2 separate regions of the Homo sapiens genome follow, and region 2 is linked to region 1. A link is an interaction called in ENCODE POLR2A ChIA-PET data of the cell type or tissue named here. Cell type or tissue: PC-9. All regions are shown on one strand. Each heading gives the region's core, and the rest is flanking DNA. Links, peaks and the distances in the headings are about the cores only.

What was found. Peaks named below come from ENCODE experiments on the same cell type or tissue, not always from the same donor. Only the 100,000 strongest peaks of a DNase experiment are listed, where the experiment ranks them.
Region 2: POLR2A ChIA-PET joins it to region 1 with 5 read pairs; 2 of 35 experiments call an interaction of 5 or more read pairs at or near these places.

Annotation. Positions count from the first base shown.
Region 1 is chr6:1,631,068-1,647,413 of GRCh38, forward strand. The region is part of intron 9 of GMDS (GDP-mannose 4,6-dehydratase); the gene reads right to left. Among named protein-coding and RNA genes, the nearest start is that of FOXC1, 29 kb to the left of the region's middle. RefSeq lists enhancers at 2,657-3,157, 5,509-6,040, 12,830-13,777. In PC-9, for the core only: no CTCF peak of the experiment used is centred there; DNase peaks (open chromatin) are centred at 5,414 and 6,304; H3K27ac peaks cover 2,095 bases.
Region 2 is chr6:1,792,011-1,808,356 of GRCh38, forward strand. The region is part of intron 7 of GMDS (GDP-mannose 4,6-dehydratase); the gene reads right to left. Among named protein-coding and RNA genes, the nearest start is that of FOXC1, 190 kb to the left of the region's middle. RefSeq lists an enhancer at 5,195-5,374. In PC-9, for the core only: no CTCF peak of the experiment used is centred there; no DNase peak of the experiment used is centred there.

The DNA.
Region 1 (16,346 bases), core at 5,152-7,651:
GGACAGGAGATAAAGCGCCTTTGAGTGGACCGATTAGGGACTCTTGTGACATCGCTGGCAAGTGGCACCCTGGATACAAGAGGAAGGCCGCTGTGCTCTTGCCACTTAGGGCTTTCTACCCTCAAAGCGCTTTATAGACATCAGCTAATTAAACCACAAAACAATCACATCCAAAATGCAACTTAAGAGATTTTGTATCTGTTGCAGGTGGCCTCTTTCCTAGAGATGAAAGTTCTGTGCAAAGCAAAGTATCTCGGAGGTAAAAGCTAAAGTACTTGTCATCTGGCTTATCTTTACCCCGCACCTTCTCATCTAGGAATGCCTACCTAGGCCACAGGGGATCCTGAATTGCATAAGAGGAAGGTAATTTTCCTTAAGCTTGTTTCCTTCTAGTTTGTTAGGAAATCTACCCACCTCTTAGAAATGTCCCCCCCTCCGCCCCACCACCACTGCTTCGGACATGAGTACTACACAGTACAATGTAGATGGGGTTTTTTTCCTTTGTGGTTTTTCTCAATGTATACAGTATATTAAGTCCTCCAATTCAACACACCTCACTTCAATAATCCTTCCTTCCTCCCTCCCTCCCTCACTCCCCTTCCTCCTTCTCCCCAATCCAAATATAAATAACGTAACAGGGTCATTCAAACAGGGTCTATCAAACATATACCCACAGGCTCCTCCAAATATTCATTCCCTCAGCCACTTCTTAAGCAACTCAAGGCCTAGCCAAACACCTGACCACATCCAGATTCTTGCTTTTTGGCCATTTCTCTGGGGACTTTTATATTGGAGAAAAGATTAAGACAATTACTGTGATATCTGTTAGCAAATTTTTGGAGAGGTATGGAGAGGAGATGAGCATGATGACAACTCTTTAGGTTTACTATAATTCTGTTATCACTCATTTGGCCACCCATCATCACAGGAAGGCTCAGAGGGTTTTGTCAGGTGTCTATACTACATGGTCACCTGGCATTCCTTCTTTACATCTTCATGAGAGGAACAAAGTCCTATACCGAAATGTATCTGCAGAGGTATTTCAGCCAAGTACTTGAGAATGTCACAAAGTCATCTAGTGGTCAGGTTCTGCCATTCCTAGTCCAGCAGTCACAACACTCAATAGGACAAAACCCTCTGTAGAATGTGTTGTAAACAATACACTTTACACACATTAATTTGAGTGGCAAAGAGGTCTCTAAGTAATAGATGGTATCAACACACAGAAATATCAACTTAATGCTGGATGGAAACTGACACAGAAGAGTCCATATTGTACATATTGTATGATTTGCTGTATGTGAGGTCCCAGAAGAGGCATCCATGGTTATAGAAACGAGACTGGAGGACAGGGGAGGAGTACTGACTGGGAAGGTTCACCAAGGAACTTTCTGGAGTGAGGAAATGCTCCTTATATGAATAGGAGTGTCGGTTACAAGAGTGTGTGCGTTTGTCAGAACAGATCAAACTGCAGTTCAACATTTGTGCATTTCACAGTATATAGATTTTATCTCAACACAAAAACGTGGCCAGGCATGATAGCTCATGCCTGTAATCCCAGTGCTTTGAGAGGCTGAGGTAGGAGGACTGCTTGAGGCCAGAAGTTTGAGACCAGCCTGGGCAGTATGGCAGGACCCTGTCTCTACAAAAAACTTTAAAAAATTAGCTGGGTGTGGTGGCACTTGCCTGTGGTCCCAGCTACTTGGGAGGCTGAGGTGGGAGGACTGCTTGAGCCCAGGAGTTTGAGGCTGCAGTGAGCTATGATTACACCACTGTACTCCAGCCTAGGTGACAGAATGAGACTTCGCCTCTAAAGGAAGAAAAATTCGTGGACACAACCAACATGGCGGCATTGCTGGAGAGACCTGGAATCACAACGTGGCTCAACCACTTAACTCTTTCTTAATAACTCTGAGATTCAGGTTTTAAATCTGTAAAACGGGGACAGCAAGGCTTGCAAAGTTGTGTGAGAATTCAAAATTGCACAGCTGCTTTTAACAGCTAGAACCATTTCTAATTCATCCTATACAGGCTTTCCATTGAGGCTATTATTTATCACTAAAATGTAGGAAAAACGATTCTTTTCATTTCTTGCAGTAACATCATGGATGAAGATGTAATATTTTTAAGTGGGCTGTTTTATAGTTTTTCTTTGATACTTACATGCAACTTTTACCCTGCACCCCAACCCTTCCTCTAATTTTAGATAATCATTTTCTGAATAGCTGTAACAGAGTGTAGAAGATTTTGTACTCTGCTGTCCCTCAATTTCTGCAAACATTTCACAGTCTCTTGCTTGCTTGTTGCCACATATTTACTGCTTTAAGCCTTGGAGAAGCAAACGTGGACAAGAGAAGGCCGTGGCTGTCATGAAGCCCATGTTCTAGGGTCTGGCAGCACAAGAGTTGGCGGAGACCTGAGTTTCGGCTGATGGGAGTGCGAGGGAGCGACTGCAGAGGGGGCTGGCTTGTTGGAGGGCGGGAGGGCACTCTGTACTGGCTGGGCGGGGAAGGCCTTCCACAGAGGTCACTGGATCAGAGATCTGCACAATGTGCACGGGCCGGTCACAGAAAGATCTGGGGTGTGAGGGTCTCTTGGGGACACTGCAGGTAAAAAGGCCTTAAGGGAACCCCGGAGAGAAGGCTGCTGTGACTGGGCATGGGGAGTGACGGGGAGAGGAGCCCATGACCACGAGGCTGGGAGGGACACAGAGGCAGGCACTGTTGGCCTCCCGGGTGGTTTCTGCCATGGAGCCCAGGCCTTTCCCAGCAAAGCCACGTGGTCACAAGGCTCTGCTGTCTGGTCACAGTGACTGCCTTGGAGTATCTACCGCCTGCAGGCTGTGGCTGGAGGTTGGAAAGCTGGCTACCTCAACCTGATGGAGCTTACAATTCTGACTTTCTGGTGCCAATTTTTGAAAGTATGGAACTGACTATAAACTGTCATTTAGCTGTGTGTCTTTTTAAAAAGGTGGACGAGTCGTTCTTGCCCTGCATGGCCCAACTCTAATACATAATCCCTCTTCCCCTGGAAAATCTGCCACTCTTTGATGTGCTTGGTCCACCTAACCTAAAAGCACCTGGCGACTCAGGTGCTGGCCACTGCAGCGGGACTGCACCCAGCTGGCCCTGAAAGACATGGAGACTAGGGATCACCAGAGGCAGTAACCTGGCCATCCTATTCCAGCACCTGCTAGGGTGTGCTGTGATAGGGCTGTCCCTCTTCTGGCCAAATGAGGACACGCTCAGCCTCTGAAGGCTACTGAGATGCCGCTCCACCCTTCATTTCCTCCTGCCTGAAGTGAAGCTGTGACCCTGAGCTCCCCTTGCTGGTTAAAGGCCTTCTCCTTTCCCAGTAGCTCTCAAGAGGATGAGGCACAGCACTGAAACCTGTCTGTGTTTTGAAAACATTTTTACCATACTCTTGTGTGTATGTGTTTTTCTCTGTCTCTCTCTGGGTGTGTCTCTCTGTGTCCATGTGCACTATGTAAAAGTCCACTCGTTTACAGTGAGAACCCGCTCACTTTGAACTCCATCCTTTACCGGCCCAGCACATCCAATATGGAGTCTGGGCTTTGCTTAGAGCCACAGTGGGGTTTTAAGTGCTGGGGGCATATGCTGCGATGCATGAGTTCAAAGATGCCTGCAGATGCTGCCTGTGGGTTAGAAAGAGGGGCAAGAGCAGGGGAGAGACCAGCTAAGAGACTCCAGTCACAGATGTGGTGAGAGACGATGGTGGCCTGGACACGAGGGGTGGGGAGGGGACATAGCGACGGAAAGGCGTGGGTGAACTTGAGATGATCTTGGAGAAAGAGCAGAAAAGGCCTCCCTGGGGTTGGAGGCGGTGGTGGGGGAAAGAGGACTGACAGAGAACTCCTAGGATTTTCATCTGAATGAGAACGTTTTTATTGCTTTCAAAGACATTCTACGAATCAACAATGCCAGAAGCGAAGTTCTCCTAGTGGAGTCTGCGTGTGCCTCTCACCACAGCCCTGCCAGCATTACGTGTCATCTCCTTTTTCACGATTTCAAGATTAGAGAACAGGGACTCTTCCAAAAGATTACTTCTAGAGAATCACCTGTGATCTCTCATATCATTCCATGGAGCACGCCTTCTTGTTTTGATCCTGATTTGAGGCCAAAGCCTCTCTGCTGAGCAAGTCTGCTTAGCTCTGGGAAAGGGGCTCCGTTTCACATGTCCTGGCTATGCTCCTGTGAAAGGCAGGCTGAGGGGAAACAGCTTGTCTTCTTCCGTGACCCTGGTCCACGGGACAGGCGAGGAAAGGGTTAAGGCAAGCTGTGTCCACTGCGCAACCAACATGGCCCACTTTCATCCTCCGGCTGCAGCAGGAGGAAGTCCGAGAGGGGGCCTTTCACATGACATCATAAAAGCCTGATTTATCGCCGGCCACCAAACATCTAGAAAATCATAACATCCTTTCAGGAAAATGCAGTGGAAAATAATCAGGCTGACTTTGATGGGAGCTTTGGTGGGGACTCCGAGGGCGACACTGTGCGGCGACCCTTGGCAGGTGCTTTGTTTGCCGTCGGGGCCAGCCTCACTGACAAGGCTGAGGGTCTGTGCTGTGCAAAGCCCACCGGGGGGTGTGGCCCTCAAGTCTGCAGATGCAAACGAGAGCCTGGTTCATACTCTGCCAACTTGCCTAAAATGATACTGCGGTGGATGTGAAGGCGCTTTGGAAAAGACAGCTCTATCCAAATGTGAGAAATTACTGATTACAGCCTTGTACATAACCCACAGCCACTCCAGGCAAGCAGGGCCCAGCCTCGGCACCTCCAGCACTGCGTCTGGGAGCTGCTCTTCTCTGCTCTCAGCTGGGGCTATCTTTAGGACACTACTGTTTGGTTAGAGCCCTTTCCTCACAAGGCACTTTTCCTACGTCGCATTTCCAGAGTAACCTGCCACCGTGGCAGCCCTCCTCATCACAAAGAGGACTAGGAGACGACAGAAAAGAGACATTCCCAGAATGTCAGCGGAAATAGAAATAAAGGGATGAGATCCGCGTGCCACGAGGAATCTGTTCCAGGAATGTCTGCATCTCTTCGGTGCTTCTCTTGCTCAGTAATTTGATGAAACCACCAGCAGGAACCTCTTCTTTGATGTGCACAACATGCTCTCCAAATAAACACAGGAAAGAGGGACAAGGGTGGCCTAGAGTGTGGGATAGTTCTAGAAATCTGGCCACATCAATTCTAAAAAGCCTGTTGGCGTAGAAAGTAGGCCCATCTTTGCAAAGTAATGCCCACTCTGAAGGTCTTGGGATTCCTGAGTTTGGAGAAGACAGACAATATAAAGATTGAGCCAGGGCTGACAAAGGGCTAGCCTGAGGCTGAAGTTGGGCAAAAATCAACCCTTGGACTCAATTCAAAGTTACTTTCACTTCATTTAACTGTTATACAAGGAAGCGTGCAGCATGAAGATCACTCACAAGATGATCAAGAGACTCATGTGAGAACACAGCCACCAACACCTCTCTGGCCGTCCTGAAGGTGCCTGGAAGGTTGGTGCTGATGCGGCCCCCATGGAGGAACGGGCTCCCATGGAGGGATGAGCCCCCAGGATGGAGAGCTCAGGGCCTAGCCTGACACCATGAGCCTAGGATTGGGGGCACTGGCTGCCACACAGGCAGCCCTTACCACGCTACGGTTATGTCCTTGCAAGTTTGATTCTTACCCGTACCAGTGGGCCCCGGAAGGTCTGCCCATGCCTCACCTGCCCAAGGTTCTGTGCAGGAATGGGAATGGCGTGGAAGGCAGCAGGGAGGAGAGGTGAGGCCTAGGCCTGGCCCTGTAGCACAAGCTCTGAACCTGGGCTTGCCTCACCTGCACACGGGGGATCGCTGGGACCGGAAGAACTCTAACGGCCCCTCTCCAAGCTACTGCTTGCCATTCTGCCAGGCCTGCTGGTGCTCGCATAACACCTTGAGACTGCTTCTTGCCTTGGGGACCCCGCACTGTGCCTCCTAGCCCAGCGCCAGGCATGGCTCCAGGCAGCTGTGGCAGCAGAGTGGTAGGACTGAAGGTGTCCCAGCTGGGCTCCATCTGGCTCGTTGTCTGCACTGAGTCTGAGTCAAGCCAGGTGTCTGGGGGAGCTGGGTGACTCAGCAGATTGTCAGGTGGCAAAGGGTGGAGAGGCCTCCCTTGGCCCTGGTCTCCCTGCACCTCTGCCCAGTAAGGCCTTTCCAGGCATCTCTCCAGGCCCAGGAGCCCCGCAGCTGGGCATGTGCTTCCCGGCCGGCCCCGCAGACAGCACTTGTGAGGAGGCAGGTGGCCTGGAGGGCAGAGGTCTGACTCAGTTCTGGTGTGCTGAACAAGGCCCCGAGGAAACTACTGCTTCAAACTCTCCCCCGTGAAGGCACGGCTGGACTTCCGGGGAGCTGTCACCTGTGCCAAGTCAGGCTCTCTGGGTGCTTATGCTCTCTCGTGGCTATAAAGCGGACACTTGTGGCACCTTATTGCCCTGGGTGGAGCAGGTCACTGAAGCACTTGCATCACACATAAATAATGGCACAAGGGGAAGCACGTTCCGCACCAGCACAGATCATAACCAAATGCCTGACCTACTGCAGACTGTTGTGGGGACAGAGGCCTCCATGCAGAAGGCTCCCAAGGGGAGTTCCCTCTGCAGTGGGCCAGTCAGTCCCTGCACTGGCTGTTCAGAATGGGTTTTTTACCAGTTTAGACAAGGGTTCCCCGAGGGCCCTTAGACCAGCAGCAACATGCCCCCTGTCCTTCAGCCTTCTAACAGTCCTACGAGGTAGGCAAGGAAACGGCGGTGCTGGTAAGTGGGTAACTTGCCGTGTGCCACTCGAGGTGGATCCTGGATTCAAACCCAGGCTTATCTGACTCCAAAGACTAGGTTACTAGCCCATTAACCTAGACCACCTCCCCTGAGGGTCTTCTCTCTTTAGTTATGTGTGCTGACACTTGGTAACAATAAATGCAAAGCCATGCGTTCACCACCAGGTAGAGGCTGAGGTGTGTAAAGAAAGCATTTGCCAACAACACGGACAGAAGAGAGAGAATGTGCTTCTGCGCTACAGGGGTCCAGATTAGATTAGAGCAGAGACAGGAATGGAACCTAAGAGTTAGAAACAAAGGTGGGGGGCATGAGAGACACCAGGCAGAAATGAGCATGGTCTCTTCATGTCAAAGCCCCACACTAAAAAAGCCTGATGCCGCCCTGGGTTTAGAGCAAAACAAAAATTCCACTGCTTTTCTCCAGCTGGAGATGAATGGTTTCACAGAGGGAACCCTGGCTGAAGAAAAAGCATCTTTGATTTGGTTAATTAACGTAGCTTTCTCGAAAACACTGATCAGCTCCTCGAGTGCCAGCAGGATGGCCATGATCCTGAACTTTATACTTATGAGCAGCTTAAACACAGGCCACTGGCTGTGTGCCCATGGATTCATTCTATGCCCCACCCCCCCAACCCCCGACACTATGAGGCCGTGAGACTCCCAGACTTCCTCAGGCAGGACTGGGCTCTGGGGGGCATTATTCAAGGAAGTATTGCCTTTGAGGATGGCAAGGAACACTCAGAGCCACCTGACATGGGAACTCTGGGGTTTGGGATACTACCAAGGGACCTTTGCTTGGTATCTGTTCCCTTCAGAGCACTCTTTTCTATGAAAGGAACCCAAGTCACAGAATTAGAAAGAACTCTCTGGGTCTTATTAATGCTACCACCATGACTACTAACAGAAACACAAATATTCCTTAGGGTGTGGAGACTGAGGGAGACCATGTTTTCAGGTCAATGGGACCTGCATGAGTAGAGTGAGTCTGGAGGTACATAAAGACTTTATCTACAACTACTTAGCTCATGAGTCTGGATAGTGAGAGTGCAGAAAGAAAGAGACACCTTGAAATCTTCTTATTCCATCCTGGCCAACATTCGTTCATACATGCAGTCAGCCCAGAAGCTCAAGGTCAGTGATGGAGACTGACATAGATGGTGATCTCCGACAGGTACCTGTGTCTGCGGCAGGCAACAAGGGCAGGCTAGCAGATAAGGAGGTGGGTGCCTGTGGATACGGGGAGAGGGCTCAGGCTTGAAGAGGAGCAGGAGCGGAGGAGAGAGGGCTGTGTGGTGGCCTCCACAACGCACCATGTTAAGGATGCCACTGAGGCACTTGCAGAAACAGATACTGGGTGACGTGCCTAGCATTTTCCCACTGGGGGAAGTGGAAGGATTAAGCTACCTTCACAGTGGGACGCAGGAGGCGCTCACAGGCCAGTGAAGTGAGGGCTCTTGGGAAATACTTCCCAGAGAAGATATTCCCTGAGCTGGGTTGTGAGGAACGAGCAGAAGGTAGGGAGACGAAGTGCAAGGCTAACAGTCCAGATGCAGACAGCTGTTCAAGGACCCAGTGGTGTTAGAGAACCTCCCAGAACTGCCCCGTTTAGTACGGCTGGGGGCCAAGTGGAACTCTCTCGTTTGCTGAATGTGGACCCCCCAGGTGCAAAGCAGTCATCGCCAGCTGAGCATGAGCTTTGGAGTCAGATCCAAGCTGAGGCCGGGCACGGTGGCTCATGCCTGTAATCCCAGCACCTGGGAGGCCAAGGCAGGTGGATTGCTTGAGCTCACAAGTTCGAGATTAGCCTGGGCAATATGGTGAAAGCCCATCTCTACAAAAACCAGCCGGGTGTGGTGGTGCATGCCTGTAGGCTCAGCTACTTGGGAAGCTGAGGTAGGAGGATGGCTTGAGTCCGGGAGACAGAGGCTGCAGTGAGCCAAGATCATACCACTGCACTCCAGCCTGGGTGATAGAGCCAGACCTTGTCTCAAAACAAAACAAAACAAAATGAAAACACAGATCCAAGCTGAATTCCAGTTCTGCCACTTACTTCCTGGATGCCCTGAACCTCACTGGGCCTAGGTTCCATGATGTATAAGCCTGTTGAATGATATCGACCAATGCTAAAGATCAGAGATAAAATCAGTGCCTGATGTTGGGTAAGTGCCCGACAGACAGCAGCTCCTGCCACTGCACAGTCAGTGACGGCTCTACTGGGGCCCAGGGGATGCAGTTAGACCCCAGAAGGATGTACCAGTCCATGGCACCAGCTCGGCAGCACTGTTGCCCAAGGCTCCCCCACATCACTCTTCAGTTCTAGCAATCTGCTGCCCTCCTCATGCAGTTGGTTCCCGACAGCCTGGAATATGCTTCCTCTTCTTCACTGAAACTGTGCCCGTGGAGAAGCACATGGGATTTAGGGTCACAGAGACTTAGGTTGACACTAGATTCACCACGTTTGAGGTGGCTTGGTGTCCTCATCCTCAGGCATGCCACACCTGCAGGTGTGTTATGCACCTGTCACGGGGTAAGGCCTTCCACGTATGCTCGCTCTCCTCCTGCCTCAGGTCCCTCTTTAAGTGTTGGCCACTCCCCAGCCTTGAACCTCCCTGACCTCTCTGCTGAGCGGCTCTCTGAGGCTATCCCATGCCCGTGGAACATGCTGGATGTGGCTGTGCCTTCTAGGTGCCCGTTTTGGAGAGAATACATTTCTTATAAACAGCAGGGCAGGCTGTCTCAGGTGTGGTTCCAGAGCACATGGAATGTGCCCTTGCATCCCCACAGCGCAGGCCCAGGGCTGCCGACACAGCAGCCAACCAGACACACGGGGAGCTCATGTTCTACTGTGGGGGCACTGTCAGTAAACAGGCAATCAAGGAAACAATCAGGTGGTTACAAGGCCTCTGATAAAAAGAAAATTGGGTAATGGGGGGGGTCACGAATGCCAACACGGTACTGTTTAGGCAGAGTTATGATTGACAGTGGGGGCTGCCCTGGGTAAAGCTTGAGGTGGAGGGAGCAGGCTGGGCTAGGGCCCTGAAGGGCCGGCTGGTTAGAAACCCTGAAGTCCAGAGTGACCCCATGGGGCTGGGGTCAGGGAAGCTGTTACAGGTGGCGTTGGCTCCACAGCTGTGAGAATTATTTCTGGCTTCCTCAGGAAAGATCCCTGTATATATTTCTTCCTCTGGGTGCTCATTAGACCCTTTGCCTGCAGATGGTCTTAGGAGTTCCCTTGGGGAAACTGGTGGCTACTCACATGCTGGAGATTGGACTGGACTCATTTTGGGACATCCTGAGACATGCTGTCATTCAGGGGCTTCTGGGGCTCAGTGAGGTCCTCATCCATTCCTGTGCACCCTGGAGGTCCTGAAGGATGTAATTCAGGGGCTAGTCTTGTGTTCCTCAGGGACAATCTATGTCACTGTCACGTTAGTGAAGATAAATGGAGAGAAATATGCCCTGCCAGCTGGTGGCACTCAGAAAGTGCCATGGAGCAGCACAGCCTGCGTCTCAGAATGGACAGGAAAAAAGCTTTATCTTCTTCCTGTCAAAGGAGGGAAATACCTTGTGGAAGGTCAGGGTGCCGTGCACCTGGCAAGTGCCTGCCTGACCCCAGCCTGTGGCAGAACCTGAAGGGCCACTGCGATCTTTATCAGGTGACTCAGTGCTTAGCACTGGGGAAGGGCGGAGCATGGAGCAGGCACAGAAGGTCCCGTGGAGAGGCCCTGAGCAGCCCAGACAGGAGCGCTCCATTCTGCTGCTCAAGGCATTACCTCCAGCAGTCAGGCGCGTACAGCTCGCGTCTCTCGGATGATTTCTCTCTCTCTCTCTCTCTCTCTCTCTCTTTTCTATCCCTCTTCTCTCTCCCTTTCCTTCTTCAGGATTTAATTAATTGAAAGTCAGGTTTTTAAATATTGGTCAGCCTCCTGTTGGATATTTGGGGTCTGCCCTGGGGCTCCCCCACGCATCTCTCTGACTTACCTTCATGAAAGGTGAAGCGGAAATACCCCAACAACTCGGCACACTTCTTTTGTCCCAAACAGTGGAAGCACACTAGGAAGTTCTCAGAACCCCGAAGAAGGCCCTCGTTTCACCTGCTCCTTCAGGATGCCCCTGTCCTTTCCTACTGGCCCCTGGCTCAGAAAGATCGCCCTGCGTAGCACTCTCCTTTTCATCCTGTCCTCGCTCACTTGGAACCCTGCTCTTCAGAAACTAAGGGGAGCGCAGCAAGCCTCAATTCTCTTGAAATCTGGGCAGTTTCCATCTTTTTTTTTTTTTTTTTTTTTTTTTAAGAAAAAAATAGAGTCTCACTCTATCGCCCAGGCTGGAGTGCAGTGGTGTGATCTCGGCTCACTGCAACCTCCACCTCCCAGGTTCAAGAGATTCTCCTGCCTCAGGTTCCCAAGCAGCTGGGACTACAGGAATGTGCCACCACGCCCGGCTAATATTTTTGTGTCTTTAGTAGAGACAGGGTTTCACCATGTTGGTCAGGCTAGTCTCAAACTCCTGACCTCAAATGATCGGCCCACCTCGGCCTCCCAAAATGCTGGGATTACAGGCGTGAGCCACCACACCCGGCCAGTTTCCGTCTTTAAACCTACCCCAAAGGTTCTATAACTGTTGCTCAGATTTGTCTGAAAATTTTGGTTTTGTCAGGGAGAAAATAAATTTCTCCTTCAAAATCTCCACCTTCCCCCTAAGGTGAAGGTCAACCTGGTCTTTGTCCTCTAGGTTGGAGAACGGGGTTCCATGGTGACCATCGTCCTGAGTCCTTATGCATAACAGACGTGGAGTAATATTTTGACTTTATAAAGCCTGCTTCATGATGGCTTCTTGTGTCTTTGTGAATAGCACAGGTGGGCAGCTGTGCTGGTCCCATGTGGGCGACAGGCAAGCTGGGCCTGGACGGTCTGTCTCTCCAAGTCCAACAGGAAGATCAGGATGGGCCTCGGATCTCTGCTCCTAAAGCCGGGCCCCACGAAGCCCCTTCCCTTTACTCCTTATGGAGTCCCCTTCCTCACTGAGTTTTTTCCCCTATTTTAAAATAGCTCTTCACAGAGAATCTTTGGGGGCTTTTAAACAGCCCTGGTCTTAGCAGAGTTAACACAACCACATCATGAGGGATCTGCTGACGAGGGGGGCATCCTGCAGAGCCGGTCCATACTTCCTTTTATTTTCTTATCCTGAGTCTCTTCCCCTGAGTCTCCCCAGAGAAACTGGTGATTCTCAACACATCCTGTGGAGTTTGTGAAAAGTGGAGCTTGGTGAGGTCCTCAGCCAGGTGAGATGTGCCGGAATCTCCAAGGGTGCCCTCATAGAAGGTGTCTGAGGATTGATTCACCAGACCAGACAAGTGTGGGGGGCAGGGACAGCATCTCACTCAGCTTGGTGTCCCTGAGACCCAGCCCATTTGGCAGGACACACAGGCATTGTAAGGAAATGCAATTTCCTTACGCCTTCCTGAAAACGAACCCTGACTGCCCACGGGGCAGCTGAGCCCCCGAGGCTCTGTTGCTGCAACTGTGCTCATCTCCAGGTGGCTGTCAAGGTGCTCATGCCTTCCTCGGCTCCCATGGCATAAATGAGGCAAGGAGAGCCTTCGAGAGTCCTTTTAGTAGAGTAGGATGTGGTTACCAGGGCCTTAGGCAGTTGTGGGGATGCTGGTCAAAGGATACACACCTATAGCTAGGTGGGGACAGCGGAAGTTCAGAATCAGCAGATGCATAGAGACAGGGGTGGAGAGGTGACCACCTGGGCCACGGTGGGGGGGACACTGGGGACTGCTAATGGTTATGGAGTTTTTGCCTCCGGTGATGAAAATGCCCTAGAGTTGATTGTGGTGATGGCTGCACACTGAGCAGACTAAAACCCATTGATCATATACTTTAAGTGGGTGAACTGTATGATGTGTGAATTATACCTCAATAAAATTGTTTAAAAATTAAAAAAAGTTGAAAGTCTCTTCCCAGCTCCCCTCCCCTCTAAAAAAAAAGTCCTTTTAAAAACCCTGAGAGGAAACAAAGGAGCAAAGCACCCTGCAGGTGGGCCCTCTCTAGAGGCCAAGCCTGACTCCTCAGCTGACAAGGCTCCCAGGGCGGACGGCCCTTACCCAGCCCCCGTTGTCCCCAGACACCTCCCCTCTGAGCCCCAGGGCCCAGCGCTGTGACTGACATTGCCCCGTGTCCTCGGCCTGCTCTTCTGGCAAGGAACCCCCGGTCTGAGGTAGGTCAGCACGGCACCTCAGCCTGCAGATACTAGTAGCCTGCAGCCACCAGTATGAGGATCCACTCTTCCTCCAGGGACCCACGCGGGGAGGGCCCTCCACCGCCAGGGGAGACCCCTGATTCCACCCGAGCGAACGTGTGAACGATAGCGGATGGCACTGCAGCTGTGACTAGGGCCTGTCAGGTGGACTGCAGATTGCCACCTGGAAGCCCTCTGCTGGGCATCCAAACCTGCCCTCAACACAGCCAGAGCCTTCCTGCCTTCCTGTTGGCGTCTCACCATTGCCATAAATAGGCTGCATATGAGCCGCTAGGCTGCACTCCCCACAGGCTCAAAACTTTGCTGCTGCCTGCACTTTGCTCCTGCCTTTCTCACCACCTTGCACTTTTTCCTCCCTTCCCAAGTTCCCCAGCTGAAATTCTCTCCACTTTAGAAGACCAAATTTGTGCTCTAAGTCAGCCAACATTTCTCAGCATCTCCTGTCGGGAGGAGCCAGGTACCGTCCCACAGGGAGCTGCTCTAATCCCTGCTGCCCGCCCAGGAAGGAGATCCCAAGGTCCCTGATTTATGGCGAAGAGGAGGGACTGTGAGGTTTTCTGGTGACCACAGAGCCAGGGTTCACGGCCACCCCCACTGCCGTTTCTTGCACCTGTACTGTGAGCCTTGCACCCACTGCAAGCTCTGACAGCTTTGGCTCTCAGGGCCTGGCCAGCACCTACATTCTGCAGATGAGGAAGCTGAGGCTTAGTGAGTAACTTGCCCAGAGTCACGAGGTTAGGAAGTGGGGTGTATCAGGATGAGATTCAGACTCTGGTCCTTTTTTTTTTTTTTTTTTTAAACGAGACGGAGTCTTGCTTTGTCGCCCAGCCTGGAGTGCAGTGGCGTGATCCTGGCTCACTGCAACCTCCACCTCCCAGGTTCAAGCGATTCTCTTGCCTCAGCCTCATGAGTAGCTGGGATTACAGGCATGTGCCACCACGCCCAGCTAATTTTTGTATTTTTAGTAGAGACGGCGTTTCACCATGCTGGTCAGGCTGGTCTCGAACTCCTGACCTCGTAATTCACCCACCTCGGCCTCCCAAAGTGCTGGGATTACAGGCATGAGCCACCGCGCCCAGCCTGCTTGATTCTTATACCCTGTCATCCAGCACACTTCCTTCCCCAAACTGAATGCAAGCCCCCCATGGGCAGAGAATCTATGGTGCCCATTTTCAGTCACCCGTGCTGTGCCTAGCATAGCTTCCTGCACCCATCAGCGCTAAAATATCCCACGGATGCTGTCTTGATGGCAGAAGGCACTTTTCAATCACTGTGCAAATGGCGCCTTCTACCCCCATGATGGCATGTGCACGGCATGCTCGAGTGCCCGGGGACGCTCACCCTGTCCTCCTGGAGGTCCGGAGCCCTCGCCTGGTGTTCCCTGTGCTGTCCTTGCCTTGCCTCACTTGCTCTTTTCCTCCCACTCTCCGGGTCCAACCTTGGCTTTAGTGTCTCTGCTTTCTGCAGGCTCTCCTGGGGCGGGCCCCTTTCTGCAGACAACTTCAACTATGGCCTCTATGTGAGGACATCACTCTATCTTCAGCCTTTGCCTTTCTCCTGGATTCCAGGGCTGCATTCTTCTTTCCAGCCTGACAACTGCAGCCAGTGCCCATGGCCACCGCAGCGTCACCCTGTCTACAGCAAGCATCTCCTGTGAGAAGTCTCCACATGCAACTTCGCTTCTCTCTAGCACAGTGTCCCTCTCATTTCTCTGAGGACTTGTTAACAATCTGTGGTTATTTTGCCAATCCACCCACTACCCTGTCGTCTGCCTCCCTAGAACATCAGTGCTGAGTGCACTATATGGACCTCTGTCTTCAGGACCTGGCACTGTGCCTGGCACGCAGAGGCACTCGATCGGTATTTGCAGAATGCCTCAAGGGATGTTTAAAACTGAAGTCAATGTATCTCCCCCCAACTAAATGCAATTGTTCTTTTCCTGTTGCACTGTTACCATTCCTCTCACTCACTCCCATCCTTGAGATTTAAAATCTTAGCCACCTTTAGCTCCTTCTTCTCTATTTTGCCACTTCCAGTACCTCTGGCACCCAGGCTTTCCTTGCACCTCTTCTGCATCACTGCTGTGGCCCAAGCCCTCAGTTCCCGTGTCCTTGGAGGATGACAGCATCCTCCCGCTTCACAGACCAGCCCTCCCCTGCTCTGGGGTCCGTGCTCATTCCACCTAGGGCTTTTCTGTGACAGTCCCTTAGTCAGGACCCTCCATTACTTGCCAAATAAAAGCCAAACTCTCACCCTGACCTCCAATATCTGACCACTGTGTTTTGAGACAGGGTCTGGCTCTGTCACCTAGGCTGGAGTGCAGTGGCACGATCATGGCTCACTGCAGCCTCCCAAGCAGCCGGGACTACAGGTTCATGCCACGGCACGTAGCTAAATTGTGTTATGTTTTTTTTAGAGATGGATTTTTGCCATGTTGCCCGGGCTGGTCTCAAACTCCTGGGCTCAAGCAATCCACCCACTTTGGCCTCCCAAAGTGCTGAAATTACAGTCATGAGCCACTATGCCCAGCCCAGTATCTTTCAATATGATCCCAACCTCCTTTTCCAGGTTTATTTCCCATTTTTTTCCACCTATATCCTGCATTCAGGAAAAGTCAGATTAACCAGGAATCAGGCATAGGCTGAAGACTCCCCACTTCTGCACATTTAGAAAACTCCCTGAAGAGGAATTCATTGAATGCCTGGGTCCTGGGCACCCCATGTGGTGGGGGGTGGGGTGGGGAGGTTAGTTCAAAAGCCAGGTCAGAGGGGGCCTACTGGGCTCACTCAGTCTCTTACAAAAAGACCACCTTGATGGCTCCTGTGGGCACGGGTGGTAGCCAGGCCTCTTGCCCCTTCCTTGCCCTGGCTAGGGAGGAAGGATGGCGGAAAGGGCTGGACTGCTTTGCATAAAGGTGACAAGGGCTGCTCAGGGCAGCTGGGCAGGTGCAGAGGGAGAAGAACTCCATCCCCTCCCAGAGGAACCAGTGTTCTGCAAGAAACAATGACCAGGAAGCTTCGAGAACAGGCCTGTCCACGATGTGGCTTTAAAGTGGTTTCTTAACCAAGACATAACCCCTCCGCTGAACACCTGCAGTTATAGAACATCTTATTTGCTGTGGAACGTAGGAAATGGAGGCTGCAGGGCATTCGGAGTTTCACTGGAGCCAGGTGATTCTCAGAGCTACTGGGGAGACATGGGGTTTCCTGCTGGATGGGAACAGGAATTTAAGCAGCTTCTCCCCACCCCCAAATCCTAAAA
Region 2 (16,346 bases), core at 7,649-10,148, 160 kb after region 1:
GAGGAATTAACTACTGACTTATTACAGCACTACAGAATTTTTAGCATATTTATATACTTTTAAACTCACTTCCCCTCTATAATTACTTCTCAATTTTTGGTTAAGTCTATATTCATAGTAGCAATTATTAGTTTCTATATAAATATTATTTTCTTCAGAGTCAACTAGTATAACATGATTTCATTCCTTTCTTTAAAAACCCATCCCCTTTCCCCACCAGGCTTAACTGTTAGTTTTTTTTTTTTCCTCGGATTAGTTTTCCTTATATATCATTTTCTCACACTCTCCAACTTTCTATAACACACATGCCAATGTAATTTTTCATACCTTCAAACCTGTCAGAGAACCTACTGCTTCCTTTATACTCTTCTCCTGGAAACATCTCTCTTGAAGGGATCAGTGTTCAATCCAGTTTGTTTCACCTTCGATACTGATCGTTTCACCTAGACCAGCTACTGTTGTCTGCTTGGGACTTCCTTTGCTGTCATCCTGAGAATTCCCTTCTCTCTCTGTGTTGGATCTCCTGCAACTATTCCTGAATACTACACCTTCACCTTTCTTGATGTATTCCCTTGTTTTGGTAGAGTATATCTACCAATAGCTTTCTCAGAAAAGTACATGGAGGATAATTACATTAAAAATGATATGTGTTTGAAAATATCTGTAATACCTTGACTTGGTTTAGAATTTCAAATTAAAAGTCATTTCCAAAATTTAGAGGGTGGTTTTGCTCTACTGGCTTCTTATTCCAATATTGATAGAATGCCAAATTTACTCCTGATCATGTGTCTGAAATCTGTACTTCTGGAAGTTTTATGATCTTCTTTTTAACTCCAATGCTGAAATATGACAATAACAGTATTTGGTGTGGGTCTTTGTTCATCCACTGAGCTGGACAATTACACAGCCTTTACAATCTCAAGAATTACATTCTGCTCTGGGAAATTTTCTTCACATATTCATATGATAATTTCCTTATATTTTCCATCTCTCACTATGAAATTCTTATTAGACGTTTTCACTCTTCAGTATATCCTCTAATCCCCATGTATCTCATCTTCACCCCTTTCTTGATGCCCTTTCCCTATCTACACTCACTGCAATAGTGATCTCTTCTAGTTTCAACAAACGACTTCTTCAGGTTTCCTCCAGGGGCACTGTGGGGCAGTTTCCTGGGTCATGATACATTCCCCAATGTCCTGTGTTCTATGATAGTCTCAGAACCCATGATAAAATGACTATGCATTTGTGAGGTACTTCTCTACTCCAGGACGGCTTTAGGAGCCTATGAATCTGTTCTAGGGATAGAGATAGAGGTTAACATGAGCTTAAGAGTTCCAGCTCACTTCAGAACAGTTTACAAGAAATTCAGATAAACTTATAAATTCCATTTCCCCTTAAAGTAGGCCTGAACCAGGGTGGGAAACCTTAAATGACCTCTTTCAAGAAGTTCATGAACAAAAATCTGACTTATGATCTTTAAGATGTCCATGGACTTGATGAGTCTGCTTTTATGTCAGCGAATGTCATCAACTCCAGGACACCTGGATGTTTCTGAGCCACCGCAGGTGGAGACTGGAGTACCTTGTGTACAGAGGTGATACATATAGTTTATTGTGAAGGCAGCTCATCTTCCTACTTTAAAATGCCAAAGGAAGTCAAAAGCCACGTAGAGGAAAATTACTACCCTTTTCCTTCATTCTCTGCAATTTTATGGTCACCTGGAATTCTGGGTTTCTCATTTTGCTTAGTATTCCTGGAGAAACACAAATTCCCTGCCAGTGTATCTCACATCTCAGTGCTTCTCCCAAATGTCTAAGATTTTAAAAAAACAGAAAGTTTGACCAGCTTATTGCCAAAAATGAAGAAATGTTTGTACTCAGTTTAAAATATAATGTGCTTAGGTCTATAGGACAGAGTCGCCAATAATGGTAGAAGTGGAATGATGGAAAGGGCTTTACACACTTACGTGGGAATAACTTCATTTTAAGTGAACAGGGGATGAAGACGGATACTTCTAAACAAAGATTGGGTCAGTGAATGATTATCCCAGGAGGATGAGAAAAAAGAAACAACAAAATATAATGTTTGGATCTATCTGAGGAGTTTATCCTAACATTTTGAAATGAATTTACTGGCCACTTTTCCAATGCCCTATCAACACCTAGAGGGTTCTTTCTCCTTTTATGATAAACCCATGAAGATTTCCAGTTAAATAATTGCATTCCAAATCCCATTTACGTATGTCTACTCTAATCCAAAGATTTATTAATCTAAGATATTCTCTAAAATAACTTCACTGAGGCAAAAAAAAAAATACTTGGAAAATTGCAGCACCATATATAAACCACTGAGGTGGTACAAAACATTTAAATAAACAAAGACACATGTATATCAGCAAAAATCACAGGGAAAGGAAACTACGGCATTATATAGAAAGCTGGGTGTTTGGTTGGTGGTCGAAACCATGGAATGTTCTATGTCTAGGGACAGAATCTGAGGTCAAATCTGGTACTGAGAAGCTGCAGAAAATGTACTAGCCTTAGAGAATTTGGCCTCAGTTTGACTTCATAACACAGTAGGGTTAACACTGTTGGGTTGAAGGAATGATTAAATATCATTTTCAAAACTTCCTCTCAACTCTGGATATTAACAATGGTACCCAAATCATTTTATAGATTGATTGAGAGCTATATACATTTCCTGACAAGACCTTTATATGTGTACTATTCGGGACACGTCATTCTTATCCCAAATATATAAAAATCATATGGAACCTCTGAAAAGGAGACAGATGGTCCATTCTAGATTAAATGTATTTAAAAGTTAATTTACAGGGGTGAGCCACTGCACCTGGACGATGATATCCTAAGTAATCTAAAATGAGGCTGGGGTCAAGGTGCGGTGGCTCACCCCTGTAATCCCAGCACTTTGGGAGGCTGAGGTGGGGTGGGTGATTACTTGAGCCCAGGAGTTTGAGACCAGCCTGGGAAACATAGCGAAGCCCCATCTCTACAAAACAAAAACAAAAACACAAAAATTAGCCAGGCATGGTGGCGCATGCCTGTAGTCCCAGCTACTCTGGAGGCTGAGGTGGGAGGATCACTTGAGTCCGGGAGGCAGAGGTTACAGTGAGCTGAGACAGCACTACTGCACTCTTGCCAAGGTGACACAGTCAGACTCCGTCTCAAAAATAATAACAATCATCATCATCATCAAAAATGAATGTATTTTCATACATAGACTTCTACATGCTACCAAAGACTCTGAGGTACAGATTTTTTGTTTTTTAAGGAATTCCCAGTTATATCTAAAACCCACAAGGCATCAAAATTACACTAATGCATACAACACTAGTCTAATGGCTAAAATGACTGTGTGGAGTCTACTGATCTTCCTTCTGAATATTCATCCCTTTTCCCATATATCTGTATATATACATACAGATATATGATGCATATATGCATATATTTCTCTTAAATCATTTATTAGGAAGAGTATCTATGCGTGCCTCATAAACTGTATTTCCTTATTGGGGAAAAATTAAAAGGTGAATGAAACATTACAGATTTTAAAATGATAATCAAACAATGAGAAATGGGCAAATCAGGAGGAAATATGCTTTGAATGCAAATAAAATTTAAAGATTAGTTCAAAACAGAAAGTTCACATGAAATGCTTCAATGGTATAATAAGCTTTGCAATTTAAAGAACTTGTAAATAAATGTTCTTATTCTGAAAGCAGTTCATTCACATTAACAGTCATCCACATTTCAGTGTACTCAATTTAAACATCTCCTTAATTTTAAAATATTCAAGAAACATTTGCAACAGGACCCTAAATAAGCACTCAGATGAATGCTAATAATTTATCCGAAATATATAATCTGCATAGTCACAGTGACCCAATAAACAGTGAGGCCAGAGATGGGGGGAAGGCGGGGACTGGCCAGTTCTCTTCTCTCTACAAACTCCACCAAATTAGCAGGATGCCTGTATCGGAAGAGAAAGTGGTAACCAGAGGTGTGGCTTCAGCGGAAAGAGTTCTTCTCCCCATGTAAGCACAGGGTTGTGTATGCTTCTCTATTCAACAACCCCACAGGACCTGGAGGGCTCTGCAGCTGTGAACTGTGGACAGGGCTCTGGGGAAGAGATCCTGGAATGCTGGCTCTGGAAGTCCACCCAGCCTCATAGTTCCTCCTTGTAGGCTTACCGAGATCTGGGATCTGTAGTCATTAAATCTTAGGCAGGAAGACATGTAGGAAAAAAAATCTATGTAAGAAAAAGTATGAAACTTGTCATTTTTCAGTATGATAGATCTTCAAAAAATAGGATAAAAAGTGAAGCTGGTCCAGGTTATAGACTACTCTTAGTGTATTTTCAGACCCTTGTGGCACTTTTAAAAAATACAAATTCTCAGGCCTCACGCCTGCAGACTGCAATTAGGTATACTGGAGAGGGGCCCAGGAAACTCTAATTTTATAAAGCTCCCCAAATGCTCATAATGATCAAGTCATGTTTGGGAGCTCAGATTTGATGCTGTTTTGGAAAATTTCCTTGGGATAATATGACTTCAAATCACAACCCTCAAAATTTATTTCAATCTTCTAATATTGAACTTCTACATACACTTGCTCCATTAGCAACATAATAATTCACTGACCCTCTCGCTTCAGTTAAAAATAACAATCATAAAATATTAATTTGCTGTGTTTTCCATTCAAATGCTCACTTTGTTTTAGTAGCGAAAAACTTGAGGAAGCAGAGAACAAGCTTCTTCCTTCCTCTGCACTTAGGAAAGATGTAGCTCCTTCAAACTGTAGTGATGTTTGATACGCTCATCAGATGCTTTACCCATTCCCTTACAGTAAGTCAGTAAAAAAGTGATCTGATTCAGTGAGGAATGTTTATTCAAATGGCTCAAAAATGTAGGAAGAATGGTGTTACTATATGCCCAACAAATGATCCTTAGATCATGACTGCTGTGTGCTCAAGCAGGGATCCCTAAACCCCAGGCCAGGGACCAGTACCAGTATATGGCCTGTTAGGAACTGGGCCGCAAAGCAGGAGGTGAGCAGCCTGCAAGCGAGCATTACTGCCTGAGCTCTGCCTCCTGACAGATTAGCCAAGGCATCAGATTCTCACAGGAGCGTGAACCCTACTGTGAACTGCACGTGCGAGGGATCCAGGTGGCACACTCCTTATGAAACTCTAATGCTTGATGATCTGAGGTGAAACAGTTTTGTCATGAAAGCGTCCCCACCCCCCAGTCAGTGGAAAAATTGTCATTTAAATGTTATAGCTGGCCTGCTATAAGCACAGGTGTATCTGGTAAACTCCACATGTTAAAAAGGTAAAAAGAACTCTCTCACTTCCTTCTTGAGCTTAGGTCATAAATATTTTAATAGACTTGTGTCCACCTATGCTGACTTTCTATGAAACTGAAAGCTCCTCTCAAGTAAGTGTTTTGTGATGTTTTGATTTGTACAATGAAAAGCACAGTGGCAAGTATATGTCAGTACTATCATCATCATCAGAGTTACTAACATTTTAAAATAGTCACAGTCCAAAGCTACACACATTAATGTGTTTAATTTCCCACTGGAATCCTATGAGGTAAGTATGAATATTATCTTCATTTTACATAGAGAGAAACTGAGGCAGAAAGAACTTAATAGACTTGGCCAGCATTTCACAGCTAGGATGTGTGGCAGAGCCGGTATCTGAACCCAGGAAGCTCAGAAATTATGTTCCAAGGGACACCATTCACATAAATACAAGGGAAGGTGTGCATTTGTGGACCCCAATGGGCACAGCTTGGAGTGTCCTCTATAATTACCAGATCCCATGCCTTGGCATATACCAGGACAGGTTTGCTAACAAGTCAAGGCATCTGCACTTTGATAACAGACACTTTGATGTCTCTGTTTGTTTCAGTTTTGTCTCTGACTCATTTTTCAGTTCTAATGCTAGGAATGTCACATAGTTATTTCCTGGTTTTATATATTCAAAAGTACTCCTGGAAAACATCTTCCTGCAATTCTTGAACAAAGGAGTCAAAGGACACAAAGTTTTCACATTTTTCCAGTTTTGGTTTCGATCTCAGTTTGTACCAGCTTCAGAAAAGCACTCATTCCAAAGTTCTAGAAATTTCATTAACTGTGACTGCACTCTGAAGAACAACCTTGCTTAAATTTTGATGTATAAATTTACTTCTAATTACAGAGCACACACACACACACACACACACACACACACACACACACACACACACTCCTGTCTTAAAAGTTTTAAGAATTTAAAAGCTATCATTGCAAGATGCAACTCCACACTGTGGTATGATTTTCATATAAGTCACTGTAGTGGATAATTTTAAAAGAAACCAGATTTTTAAAGAAATATTAAGAAACTGTTTCTGTACTTAGTTCTCAGATAAGAGCAGAACCTGTAGAACCACTGAGTCTTGTGCAAACCTTTTGTGTGGGTGGGTCTGGAAGAGCATCCAGGCTTTCTCGTAGCTGGAATGTGAGTGAGGCCCATGTGGAGGTAGAAGCGTGAGGCTCCTTTGGATCAGAAGGCTCTGTAATTCTGCCTAAAGCCAGCCACCCGCTGAATCTCCAAGAGAAGGCAGAAGCCATCCCTTCTCTTGGCGTATTACTTGTTTGGGAGTCCTCCAAGCGAATGTCCCCTAAATGTCAAACAGAACCGAGCACTGTAAAGTTCTGTTTTGCCAGTGCCTCCCTTGCAATCAGATCCCATTTTCTGGTTTTGGCATCGCATACTGTTGGAGAATACGAGACAGCTTTGTTGACACCTACACCGGGTGTGTGAACTGCAGGCTATGACACACTGGTGGCAACACAAACCTGTATCTTGCTTGCTTCAAAACATACTTCTTCCTTATGGAAAGTACTGGAACACAAATAACTTAAAAATCCCCCAACTTACTTCTGTCAAACATAGGGTGTTCTGGGCCTGGTCCATACTTCACCAGCCAGCAAAGAGGCATTTTGATCACTAAGACTTGTTTTCAAATAGGAACTTTCAAACCTTTACTCCTACCGATCCCTAGGATATCGTGTAGGTCAAAGATTAGCGAGGGAAGGGACTGGAGCCAGGGATCTGGGCTGGAGGTGGAGTAAGAGTGGAGAACTGGCCGTGACGAGGGTGGAGGGTGCGGGTGGTGAGGGGAGGCAGCTAGTTCTGTGCTTCCCGCTGGCAAAGAGTCCCCCGCTCCCTCCTTCTTTTCCCCTCAATGTTCAGATAATAAAAAACAGTCTCTTTAAAACATCCAATTTATTATGGATTTAATCTCTAACGATGATATGCTGGAGTGGATGGCATATATCTAAGAAAGCTCAAGCCTTGGCAACACGGTGCCTTTTGACTCCCAGCCACCTGCCTTTGGTCTAGTTTTCTTTTTCAAGTTGTGATACCTCTGATGGGAATAATTTTTAAATGGGAAAACTGTGATCAAGATATACTTTTAAGTCTGAAGGTCTTCATTATTATCGAAATAGGTGAAAGAAGACGAGAAAATAGGGCTGTGCTTTTCCTTCCCTACTTTCTAGTCACATTCTAGAATAACAGAAGTCAGGAAAGAAGGAAGGCAAAGCAAGGAAATCAAGAGAAATTGGCTGAGGGGCTGGGGAGGGAGGGAGAATTAAAACTGGAGGGAGACTCCAGAGAAGATGACTCTTGATATATGCATATGCTACCCATTTAATGCTGTATGTTGCCACTAACACACATTGTTGATTTCAGGGTTACAGCCTACGAAACAAACTGCGTACTTTGTTCCTAGATACACTAATTTTGGGACTCCCTCTCTGAACACACAAGAAAACTCAACCACTACTTCAAATACCTCCTCACACATTTATATCGGTTGGAGATTTGTTTAGATTAACAGACTCTCCAAGGGTTAAGATAGTAGGTCATTCATACCTTAATGTCTTTTTTTAAAAAAAATTAAAATCCCAGCTAGCTGCAATGGTCTCAGTGATTCAGAGCTTTGCAGTAAGGGAAGAGAGCAGGAGGCCAGGGGAAGAGGAGGCCAGCCTTCCCTTCCTTCCTCCCACCTTGACTAGGGCTGCTTGATGATGCCCATATGGTGGTTGGCCTCTGAAATTCTTCCTTCTCGACAAGGTCTCCTGAAATAAAATTTAGGTTTCCAAGGTGAATAAGGTCTAGTTTAAGTAACATGATATATGGAAATAAAGAAGCTTCCGATTCTGAGAACTCTGGTTGTGAACCCTAGCAACTCCAAACACAGGTTGTATTGATATTGGTGAGCTTCTTCAACTCTTTAAGTCTCAGTTTACTAATTTGTAAAAAGTGGATAGTAACACCAACCTTTCTCAGGAGGGTTAGACATCTATAAAAGGCCAGCAGAATGTTCTTATGACTCCTACTCACAACCATTTCTTTTCTTTTCTTTTTTTGAGATGGAGTCTAGCTCTGTCACCCAGGCTGGAGGGCAGTGGTGTGATCTCAGCTCACTGCAACCTCCGCCTCCTGGGTTCAAGTGTTTCTCCTGCCTCAGCCTCCTGAGTAGGTGGGACTACAGGAATGAGCCACCATGCCCAATTAATTTTTCTTTTTCTTTTTCTTTCTTTCTTTTTTTTTTTTTAAGCAGAGATGGGGTTTCACCATAATGGCCAGGCTGGTCTTGAACTCCTGACCTCAGTGATCTGCCTGCCTCAGCCTCCCAAAGTGCTGGGATTAGACATCTATTTCTTCAGAGCACTGCACAGTTATCATCAGCTCCTTAGCCCTGGGTGAAGCAGGCACAGCACAGCAAACAGCTGCAAGAAGTGGATGTGATTCTGCATCTGAAAGCACAGAGGTGGGTCTGGACCTCCAAGAATGGAGTCACACCAAAAGATGTCAAGGTGCTGAGTAAACTTCTGGGAAGAACTGCTGGAGGAGCGAACTCTGGTTATTGGTGATTCTTGAAGAGTGTGTCCTGTTTCAGGGTAGTGAATGTGACAGATCTCTGCAGCAGGCAGCTGCCACTTCATCCCTGCTCCTGAAAAGTGACACTCGGGGGATACAATCTGCTTCCAGGTGCTCCCTGGAGCCCGGACCATGAGGACCTGTGACTAGAATAGCCTGCCCAGAGCTGTAAAATGTGCTTATTCTATGAGACCTGCACCGAAATTACCTTTCAGGAACAGAGAAATATTCTGTGAGGAAGCTATGCAAGGTGGCCTCTTGAGGAAGGGGGCACAAGTAGACATTTCCAGTTTGTTCATGAGTTTTCAAAAAAGCAAGCTATGCTCCTTACAGGAATGAGAATCTTGCCTTGTTGGAGAATAATGAGTACACAGATTTTTGTGATTGTTATTCAAGCTGCCAATCCTGGTAGCTATTCAGTAGATAAGTAATTAGTAACAGTTTTGTTGGACCATGAATATCAGAGATTCATACCCTTTGAATAGAACCTTAATACAGCAGTAAAGGTTTATAGCTGTATAAAGCTGTCCAGCTGGAGTGGAGGCAACCCGCAACATTTTCCATGCAAAACCCACTCACATGATGCATTCCCCACCCCACCTCACTCCCGTCGGAGAGGCAGGGCAAAGGGAGCAGATGTTTGCACAGGAATTTTCCCAGGGCTTAATTCAAGAAGCTAAAACGGTGAGCACACCTGAGCAAATGAGGCCTGGCTCTGGCGGGCAGCCCCGGGCACAAGCCCCACATTTTTCCAAGACTATGTTTTCCGCACACAGAGGGCCATAGAGGGTAGAAAAGAAAGGCATTTTCAAGCTTGAAAGTTGGAATTCTGTCCACTTGCTATACTGTTCAACTTTATCAGCTTTCATGAGGGGACAAAGAAGAACCACAGTAATTTTTAGCTTGTTGAATTTTGTGGTTTATTTATTTACATCTCAGAGAAAGACTTCATCTAATGCTACCCTCCCACCCCGAATAAAAACGGCACTGGACACTATAATGTTGAAATAGCCACTGACCTTAAAAGCCACTGTCTCAGGCATTGCCAGTAACAAAATTGGGAGTTGGATATTTAAGCAAATTGTACTTAATAAAGGCCATATTTGCCTAAATAGAAAAACGGAGATGCAGTACCACCTAAAGTGAAAAAATGTTGAAAGTTTCAGTAGATTATTCCAATGTAAAATAAAATCAGCTTCTTCAAATATTTCAACAGAGGTACAAGTCTTCATTTGAGAATTTACATTTCCCATAAATTAATACTGTCCTAATGAATGTACAATTTTGCAGACACCAGTTAGTCTGGGATCTTGCCTATAGTCGTTACTCAATCAATATTACTTGAACTGAAGGACAAGACAGCAATCTGTGAGACCAAAAAAAATAATAAAGTTTCTACACAGCAAGCATTTTCTATAATAGGCATATCTCAAACTAATAAGGCAGGAAGTATATTTAAAAAAATGTTTTTGCTTTAGGTCTAAAAGATTTTCCTTTCCAACTATAAAACAGCTGAAATCATGTATCCTCAGCCCAACATAATTTCACGCCTAATTTATGGAAATAGAATACCAAAGGCCTCTGAAAGGGAGAGGGCAGGCAGGAGAGAAAGGATAGTGTGACATTAACACAGGGACCTGCTCCGCTGTTGTTCGGCAGGAGGTAGGCCTGGGCGAGTCTGCCCTACAGGGCGGCACAGTAAGATTCCAGCAAAAACATGTGTTATGCGGGGAGGAGGGGGCGCTCCGCTGAATGAACTTACTGTTACCTTTTTCCCCCTCTAACATAAGTCTTCTTTTTCCTGATACTGTCTGAATTTGAAACATCTAATTTAATCCATTGGAGGGCCAGTCTTCCTTTTATTTCCTGTCTGTACTGAAGCAGTCGCCTGTTTCAATTACGACTTTCTCCAGCTCCTACATTTCTTGTGCTCCAGCTGGCTCAAAGTGCACTTCCTTGGAAGGTAAAATGCACTAACTGTGCTGATCGGAGACTGATAGCTGGAGAGCCACAATATTTAATAGCTGCGCTGATAAGGAGGTTTAAAAAAATCCATTTTTGAGCCTAAACAAAAGGATATTATGTAGCTGCATGTTCAATTAAGATCTAGTTAAATTCTTTTTTCCCATTATGTGGAACCTCATGCAGGCAGCCGACATAACTCATAGTGTTATGGCAAATTTCATCGGCACTGTATGTTTGAGAAATGTTTCCCTCCTGCTTTTCAGTTAGTTACTGCTGATTTGGGACCAGCTTGGTGCAATTATTTCAAAGAACAGAAATGTGGGATTGATACGGCATTCTTGCAAAACCCTGGCTGGCTAAAAATAAGACTGTTTTGCAGTCGAGAAGGCAAAAAACGTCTCTGGGCTGTAAACACCAGTCAATGTATTTCTTTTCTGCTTTATGAAAACCACAATTTTTTTTTTCTTTTTTCCGTCTCTCCTTACTCATAGTGTAGTTTAATTACAGTTTAATCTCTTTCAGCGAGCAGCCCTTGAGACCTTATTGTTCAACCACAGTATTATCAAGGCTACAGCTACAATTTATGGCAAAAGGTGGAGGCTCCCCTTTAGAAAAACCAAAATGCTCCCTTCCCGTCCCCAAATAAATAAATAAATAAATAAATATAATAGTTACTTTATTACAAACTCACATTACAAATTTTTATTAGGCTCTAGAGATGCCAGGCCAATAATTAAAGAAATACCTGAGAGGTGTTGATCAACACTTACCCTGTTTAACTCTGCTGGGTCAATAAATCTGCAGGAAAACTTTTAAGTTAACAAGATTGTTTGGGCCTCTAGTTGCTGAAAATATTTGGTTACACTGAGGGGAAATGAGGTGGGAGAGAGTGGAGGAGAGGTTCAGAAGTAAAAAATGGACTCTCCACTTGCTTGGGGTACAGGAAATATACAGTAAAGAGTTTGCTGCAACTGAAGGGGTGAATAAGGTCAGTAAATTATTTTTGCTGCTTTAAGCTCACAGGTATGATTTAGTGTCTCTGAGTTTTAATACACATTTTGAAAGAAGTGCCAAAATCCTAGGGGTTTCAATAAAAGAGAAGGTAAAACTTGGCTGTTCACCACAAGAAAACAGATTCTAAGCATAAGGTGACTGCTCAAATTCAAGGCGAAACTTTAACCATTAATTTGTCGTTGTTTTTGTTTTTAATAAGATGCGCTGTTTCCTTTTTGTCTTCATTCTTTAAATGCTTTATGGTCAATTTGATTTGTAAATTCATTTGCTCTAAAGAAGCAAGAACAATAAAAGCTCTCTGTGCAGTTTGCCAGTCCTCACTGCTACGTGGCGAGTTCCCCTTGTGCACACCAGCTTGGTTCTAAAGAGGCCGTGGAAGCCATGCATTTCCCGTCAGTCTGAACTCACGGCTGGCCAGCGGGCAGATGCCCATGTGGCGCACCCCGGCCATCCCTGAGGCTCATCTCCACCACTGGTAACTGTGGCGTCTGCCACCTCCACTTCTCCTCTCTGCTTTTTTCTTCCCCACTGTTGGGATTCTGGGTAAAACTGTTGGCTTTATTGCTAATTTTGCCAGTGAATCAGAACTGCAGTGCGTGCTGGGCCTCAGCAGATTCACTACCACAGAACACTCAGATCTCCTATGTGTCATGAATTGTATATGCTTTCATTTAAAATTATAGAACTTCATTATACATTAACTTTATAGAAAGAAGCCAGCAAACAGAAAATTCTAAAAATTTATTAAAAACTCACTTCGAATCCTTATCAATAGGTTTTTTTTTTACATGGCAGAAATGTGTTTATTCTATTTTGTGATTTTCTAAAATTCTTTAACATCATACGCTCATTTTCAATGGCAGCTGAACTATATTACCCTTAATATTTTTTAGGCTAAAGTCATCTCTGCCAAACTTTAAGGCATAGAACACTAAGCTCTCAATGGAATGTATTTCCAAGGGCTTCAAAAGAATTAATGCCTTCGTTCGAGGAAAAACCTTGGTCTCTAAGTATCCTGTAGCCAACCTTCTAAAGAAGTTGAGTGGCTTTCTATTTCAAAAAGAAATGAAGACAGCTATCTTACCATCTATAACAGAGTGTGAACTTTCCCACCTGCTTTATTTCATTTTTGGAGCTGATGGGTCTCTCTTCAGTAACACAGAACTCATATCTCTGTCTTTATATTGTTAGATTTCTATAAGGTAAATTATTAGTTTAGTTCTTTGAGATGGTTCAATGCTAAGTTGTTGGATTTTTATTAAATATTAATATAAGAAGGGGTCTGACATTTATGCTTTATTTTTCCTGGTAGTTATATATGCACTACAGTATTACAAGATACACTGTTTCTTTTCTGACCAGGAGGAACATATCTTACTAAAAAGTGTATTTTGATGTATTGACAGTCCCCCACATACATGCCACTGTACAGAGTTATATGGTATTCTGCTGTACTGCTCTAACATGTTTACCATAAGCATTCTAACAGTACAGGGCAGCAGTTCCCAAAGTATGGTCCAGGCACCTCTGGAGGTCTCTAAGATGCTTTCGTTTGGTCTTCAAGGGCAAAACCATTTTTATGATAATACTAGAACCATACTTCTTTGGCATCCACATTCTTTCACCGATATACAGGAGATACTGAAGCAGTTAAGAGAACTCAACTGTCTTCTGTTAATGCAGACATTAATGAGATTTTTTTAAATTTTGAAACAATGCCACTTTACTAATATTTTTGTCTGGGAAAATACAGTTATTTTTCATAAAAATATTTATCACGTTATTTTTAAATGAATAAATATCCTTTAAATGTTGCAGTTTTATCTCCTACTATGGTTGATAGATATAACCCACATAAGCAAAAGTGCTTTTGGACCCTCAGCATTTTTAAGACTGTCAAGAGGAGTTCTGAGACAAAAACAGTTGGAGAAACTCTGGTATAAGGTATTTAGGTTGTTTCCAATTTTATGCTCCTTCATTATGAAACTTCAATTTATATGAAAATGTAGATATATGTAATTGTGGTAAGTATATAAAAATATATGTGGGTTCTGGGCTTGCTGGTATGAGACAGTAGTCCCAGCTACTCAGGAGGCTGAGGCAGGAAGATCTTGTGAGCCAAGGAGTTTGAGTCCAGCCTGGGCAACATAGTGAGACCCTGTCTCTAAAAAAGGAAACAAAGGAAAGAAAAAAAGCTTTAAAAAGGTATCTGGGTAATCAACTTTTCTCTCCAAGTCCAATTTAGTCCCTCATACATTGGAGGAAGGAGTTAGTCATTCAAAAATTAAAACAGGTCCTAGTATTTGCTTATCATAGGCTAACGTACTGAATACTACTAAAGGTTCTTATAAATTGAAAACTCGGTTTTGGATTAGAGAGGCAGATTCCTTTAGATTAGGGTTTATGCTGTCAATGTAATTCAAATCAAAGAAAGACTGAATTTCAGGATGGGTGCTCTATCAACTGTCAAAAGAGACCTCGAGCACATGGGAACACACACACACACACACACACACACACACACAGGCACGCACATGCATACACACAAATCCTTAATGAGACCCGAGTCTGTAGGCTCTTTTGTAACTGAACAAATCGGGGCTTAAACATTGTTTCCACTCTGTCCATTTTGTTATTTGACACCAAAACCGTCTGTTATTACAGCTATTAATAGTTGGCAGTGACATATAATAGATTTGAATTTGTCTAGGTTAGAATTTAGGATTCTTACATATCAAAATGAGAAAGAGGCTCTGTTGATATTTTCACATACTGATACTAGCATTGAATCACAGGGTTTTATTTAAGCCATGGTTACCTTTCAAAAATAGAACCGTAAATATCTCTCAACTTCAGGAACCAACTAATGGTTCTTCCTCTGAGTTGACAGCCACTGCTCAGTCTGTATATGTATGTCATCAGGTTTAGGATAAAGAAATCTCATCATTCAACCACTCCAGCCTTGTGAATTATGGATAGATTCTGTCTTCGTGCTATAAATATAATATGCATATTTGTCTTAATTTAGACCAGAAAAATCTCAATACGGGGAGAGGAGTGGAAGCAGTTTTTATGCTTTGAAAAAGCATTTTCAGAATTATAATTTTTTTTTTGAGACAGGGTCTTGCTGTGTTGTCCAGGCTGGAGTGCGGTGTGGCAATCAGGGCTCACCGCAGCCTCAACTTCCTGGGCTCAAGTGAGCCTTCTGTCTTAGCCCCCTGAGAAGCAGGACTACAAGTCTGTACCACCATGCCTGGCAAATTTTTACATTTTTTGTAAAGACGAGGTCTTGCTATATTGTCCAGGCTGGTCTCGAACTCCTGGGCTCAGGCAATCCTCCCACCTTGGCCTCCCAAAGTGTTGGGATTATACTGCACTCAGCCTAATTGTTTTGTTTTAGTCACAATATTTAGTTTAAAAATTCAAAGAACATATTAGAGGCAGTGAGATTTACTGATAGGGATCCCATGCTTAAGCTGACGGATTGTTACTCTCATACAATCCTGTCCCTGTTTCAATCTTAATCAAGGGGTAGACCCATGGACTGTGAACCCCATGAGGGCAGAAACTGTGTCCATTTTTCACCCTTGTTTTGACAATACCTATACCATAAACTCATTAGAATTCATTAGGATAGTTTTTATAAATGTATCTATTATTCTAATTTTTAACTGAATGACACCATCAAAGCCATTCAGTGGGGCCAAGGGAGGTGTTTTCAGTAAGATTCCAGAGCAACTGGATGTCCATGTGGAAAGTAATTAATCTCCATCCCTATCTCACATCACACACAAAATTAGTTAGCAGTGGATCATAGAGGTAAATGTGAAAGCCACAACTATGGAGCTTCTCAAAGAAACACAGAATATCTTCATAATCATAAGGATTAAGGCAAATATTTCTTAAAGGCACAAAAATCACTAACCATGAAAAAAATTATAAACTGGACTTCATGACAGATAAAAACTGCTCATCAAAAGAGAGCATTAAGGAAGCGAAAAGGAAAGCCACAGATTCGGAGAAATATTTACAATGGACATAACTAGCAGAGGACTTCATTTCTAGACTATATAAATAACTAGAAATTCATAAGGAAAAGCCATTTCCCACTGTATTATGTAATTTGCAGTACGCTTTTCTGCCTCCCTGATTAAACTGATAACTTCTTGTCATGTATTTGATCAACTGTGTGTTCACAGTTCCTAAGGTGAGTCAGGTACCAGGAACAAGGAACATGCTTGAATGAATGAACAAGTTGCTGCCGTGCTGTTGGTTTGATCCTATTTCTCAGGGCAAATGATGACTGTTAGTTGGAAAATTGGGGGCTCTTAGCTTTTCCTTATGATGAGGCTTGGCTAAGTTAAAGGTAGTCCTGAAGGTCACGTAACTAGTTTCATTTCCTTCTAATC